2 separate regions of the Mus musculus genome follow, and region 1 is linked to region 2. The links are chromatin loops, found by intact Hi-C in ENCODE. Cell type or tissue: heart. All regions are shown on one strand.

Evidence for each region. Hi-C counts contacts between places; a loop is a spot of excess contacts. Peaks named below come from ENCODE experiments on the same cell type or tissue, not always from the same donor. Only the 100,000 strongest peaks of a DNase experiment are listed, where the experiment ranks them.
Region 1: a loop joins it to region 2, with 11 times the contacts of the local background. A loop is called at or near these places in 4 of 42 quality-filtered maps.

What each region holds. Positions count from the first base shown.
Region 1 is chr12:88,986,188-88,988,687 of GRCm38, reverse strand. All of the region lies in intron 3 of Nrxn3 (neurexin III), which reads right to left. Among named protein-coding and RNA genes, the nearest start is that of Gm40537, 15 kb to the right of the region's middle. In heart, no CTCF peak of the experiment used is centred here; no DNase peak of the experiment used is centred here; H3K27ac peaks cover 452 bases.
Region 2 is chr12:89,449,669-89,452,168 of GRCm38, reverse strand. The region is part of intron 9 of Nrxn3 (neurexin III); the gene reads right to left. Among named protein-coding and RNA genes, the nearest start is that of Gm40537, 480 kb to the right of the region's middle. In heart, a CTCF peak has its summit at 1,026 (motif pointing right); no DNase peak of the experiment used is centred here.

The sequences.
Region 1 (2,500 bases), 460 kb after region 2:
ATGCATTACATGGAGATAATGACTTCTCCGGGGTTGCAAAGCTGGAGAGTCAAGGACCTGAATACCGATCTTCCCTAACAAGGCAGGAAGGCACGGCATCCTTCAAGCATTTTCCTCTCTTGTGTTTCCCATCCTCCTTCATGATGTTTTGTTTCTCTTATCTAACACTATTTCCCCCTGCTCTAAAAAGCCTGAGAAGATGGGTAAAAACTTTTGTGTGTTTATTAGCCAACCATAGACAGCTCTACAGTTTAATTCAAAGACAGCTATAACTCACTTAAACTAACCTACACTGAATTGTGTCTTGGGTAGCCCTCCTCAAACACTCCTCAAAATGATAATGAACATCAGGCTCACCAGCAGGAGGACCAGTGGCAAAGCCTGAGGACTGGCTTTATATTACTGGGCAGGTACTATTTAAACCCTTCCGTCTCTTACACAGGGATGACTGGGAGGACAGCAGAAGCTTGGCCCTCTAAACCATGTGGGTTTTTATCAACTGGTGGGAGCACTGGGGCTCCTCCTGATTAATTCTTACCCATGGGCTCTCCATGAAGACTTCCAGGAAAGCAAAACAATGGGACAGAAAAAGCCAGGAGCCAGCTGGCCTAGACATGAAACCTACAGCAACTTCAATTCTCTAGATCTGTCTTATCATCTATAAAGCAAATATAAAATTGTTGCCAATCTCACTGTGGTTTTGTGAAATTCAATAAATAAAATACTTGAGCTGAGGGTCTAGTTGCATTAGAAGACCCACTAGATACTAGCGTATATCCTTTCCTTCAATTCGAGGAAGATGTGCACCCATTAGGAAGCCCTAATGCTGATCTGATAAGGAATCTAGAAATCTTATTTCCTCCCTTCAATTTCTTAGCTTCCTTCTTGCAACAACAACAACAAATGTCATCCTTATTAGAGAACAACATGACAAAATTGTTATCTGGTTAAAAGTGTGCTATACAATCAAAGCCTAATCTCAACATTAGAGCAAACCATGTATGGATGAGAGACAGAAACTAAATAGTGACTAAGCACCTACTATGCCTCAAAGACTTTATATACATTATTTTTATAATCTATACTCTACTCCTGGAATAGGGTTGCTTGTCAGTACCCTGTTTTATACACAAAGATTCCTAAAGGATATCAAGATTAAGTAGCAGAGCTGAATGCAATCGTTCACCACCAAAGCCCACTGTCTTTCCATTAATTCAGGAGCTTTGCTCTCCTGGGGTGAGGTGAGCCATGGGAGGGGACAAGTCATCCAATGACACGCCTAGAAGATGTGCAAAGAGAAACCATGCTTAAGTGTATGATGGTTCACTCTTGCTTTCCCAGAATTGACTTTTTTCTTGGGATTTTAAATCATCGGGTGATGGATTTATGCCAATGACCACCAGAGGGGGATAACAGCTGAGAGAGGACAGACAGTATGCATACACAAGCACCAGCGTGTGCATACACACACACACACACACACACACACACACACATACACACACACAGACATACACACAAGAGTTCCCAGTAGCTTCCCCAAACAATAACAAAGGATTAACACACTGAAATGCCATTTAAATAAAGACCCTTGAACAAACAGGATTTTCTCATAGCTTTTCTGCTACTGTAAACCATGCCGAGTCTGAGCTCACCTCGGGGGAAACAAAGGGTATCATGAATCCCTTGTCTAGGCAAAGGATATTCCTGTTTGAAAATAAAAAATGTAGAGCCAGATTTGATCCACTGGTTCTCATAGTTAAGTTATATTAATTATATATTTTCAAAGAAATTGATTTAGAGGGCTAGAAAGTTGACCCAGCAGTTAAGAGCACTTACTAATCTTGCAGAGGACCTGGGGTAGGTCCCCAGCATTCATAACAACCAATAACTGTAGTCCCAGAGGATCTGACACCCTCTTCTGACCTTGGTGGAAAACAGGTATGCACTTAGTACACACATATGTGTAGACAAAAACAAAAACAAAAAACAAAAAACCTCACACACACTCACACATAATTTTTTTTTAATATCTAAAAATAAAAGAAAGACCTGGATTTGGAGCCTGAAGTCAGGATTGTTTTGCATAGTGGGGTCAAGGATCAAGCTTAGGGTCCTATGCTTACTAGACAAGGGCCAAACCATGGAACTACATCCTCAGCTAAAGGGTTTTTGAAGCTGTAAATCAAACTACACCGTGTATGTTTCACACAGGCCCAACAAGACCCCTGACTGCCCATCCTCTCAAATACAAGCCTCCCAATATCCACCCCCCCACATGGTTATTGTAAAGACAAAAACTGTAATGCAAAATGGCAAACAGCTCTGTAAATTGCAAAGGCCAAGCAAATGTCAATTGCTCTTCTTGCTATGGTAGTTATTTATTTAGTGTCGACGCTCCTATCACAGGGCCTGTCTGTGGCAGTGCACGGTCGGTTGCAGGAGGAACAGGCCTGAGCATTATATGAGAGGGCAGGGAAGCAGAAGGAGCAAGTGTGCT
Region 2 (2,500 bases):
CCATGGATCTGGGGTGGCTCCTTGGCAGAGGGTGGTAGTATAGTCTACCTAGAACTTATAGCAAGGTAGTAGAAATTACATGCTACAATAGCAAACTAAACCACTAAAATGAGTTAATATTACCCATGTAGTTTAGAGAAAACATTTTTATAATCAACTGCTAAGTTGGACATATTGTGGCATTAAAACTCCTCCTCCTGTTCCTCCTTCTATAACAGCCTACCTCCCCCTCTATTCTTCTCTCTTCCTCTTTTTCCTTAAAGTACTTCTACTATTTCAAATCTCACCAAGAATAAAGGCTAGCCATTTTAATTATTTTATAATATATGCTATACATTATAACATCATTGAATCATAGATAATTAGAAATTAAAAATTAAATGAGCAGATACATAGGAAATGACTAAATATGTGCCAGGTCAAACATAAATTGTAAATAATGCTTTCCTGTTTAACTAAGTTTTAGATTTTTTTATGACTGGTTTGCCTGTGTGTATGCATGGGAGTGTACCACAAGTATGTAGTGCCTACAGAAGTCAGAAGGAGGTATCTGATCCTCTAGAACTGAGTTATATAGACCATTGTGAATCACTGTGTGGGCACTAAGAGCTGAACCCAGGTCCTCTGCCAGAGCAGCAAGTATTCCTATCTGAGGGATAATCTCTCCAGCTCCTTAGTTTTTACCCAGATAAAGTTGTATTATGTAGCAAGAACTAGCCTGATGTGCACTATATAGTAGCATCACACTCATGAAAATCCTGCTTCAGCCTCCCAAGGATCGAAATTACATCATGACCAGATATGTTGCTATTGTAGCTCCTGCTCCATTTGAAACAGGGTTTCAGATAGCCCAAGCCTGCTTTGAACTTGACATATATTTGATGCTAACACTGAACTCTTCATGCCTCTGCTTTACTAGTATTTCAGTTTAGATGTGCATTACAGAAATAAAATCTTAATATCAGTTAAAGCAAGTAATGCCATCTTGGAAAGAATTGGTAGCACAAAGTAATGATTCTCCATGATGCCACCAGAGGGAGCCCAAGTCTATGTTTCTGCACCGACCTCATCAGAAGCCTGTCTGCGCTCCACACCCCAAAAGGGGGAAGGGGGAGCAGAAATCTTTTGCAAATCTCTTTGCTTGCTTGTCCATTTCTATCAAAATACTTCAGTCTTGCAGAAATGATTTAGCTGATGCCAGAGTCTATTTAATATGCCCAAGGGTAGATCAGTAGTGACATGTCCCCTTCCTGCTGGAATCAAACTTTCAGTCCCTTTGTCTAGCCTTTTTGCATAGAAGACAACTTTCAAAAAGGCTTCAAGTAAGATGGATTGCTTGCTGGCTCAGCCTCACATCCCACCTTCTTCCTGCTTATTTAGAACAGCTTGTGAGGAAAGGAAAGGAGAGGAGAGGAGAGGAGAGGAGAGGAGAGGAGAGGAGAGAGGGGAGAGGGGAGAGGGAAAGGGAGAGAGGGGAAAGGAGAGAGAGGAGAGGAGAGGAGAGGAGAGGAGAGGAGAGGAGAGGAGAGGAGAGGAGAGGAGAGGAGAGGAGAGGAGAGGAGAGAGGGGAGAGGGGAGAGGGAAAGGGAGAGAGGGGAAAGGAGAGAGAGGAGAGGAGAGGAGAGGAGAGGAGAGGAGAGGAGAGGAGAGGAGAGGAGAGGAGAGGAGAGGAGAGGAGAGGAGAGGAGAGGAGAGAGGGAAAGGGGGAAAGGGGAGAGGAGAAGAAGAAAGAGGAGAGGAAAGAGGAGAGGAAAGAGGAGAGGAAAGAGGAGAGGAAAGAGGAGAGGAAAGAGGAGAGGAAAGAGGAGAGGAAAGAGGAGAGGAAAGAGGAGAGGAAAGAGGAGAGGAAAGAGGAGAGGAAAGAGGAGAGGAAAGGAAAGGAAAGGAAAGGAAAGGAAAGGAAAGGAAAGGAAAGGAAAGGAAAGGAAAGAGAGGGAGGAAGGAAAGAGAAGGCAACTAGGTAGCATGGGAAATTCTTAGCCCAGACTGTTGCACTGGCAATGAGGATTTAAGGAATAGCTAGGGATGAGGGGCCACATTGGGACAGCCAAGAAAAGCTAAAAGCAACTTGGCTTTGGGGTGGGAAAACAACGTTATCCACCATCTTGACGGCCTCATACCTGGATCAGTTACAAAGAAAGGTGGCCTGGGCATTGGGCTCTGTCAGGAAAATGTTTGCTTTACAAGCATGAGAACTCCAGAATCCATATTAAAAGAAGCTAGTGTGTTGTTATAATCTTGTAACCCATAACCTCAGAAGTGGGGACAAGCAAACCCTGGGGATTTGTTGCCTAACGACTCTAGACTTCGTATTTCATAGCAATGGATGGCCCTGTCTCAAAACAAAGGTGGATAACTTAAGGAATAATACGTGAAGTTTCTCTCTCTCTCTCCCTCCCCCTCTACACACACACACACACACACACACACACACACACACACACCCCAAAGGATAAAGTAAGTAAAGACTTTCCTACATTCCCTAACACTGACAAATGCC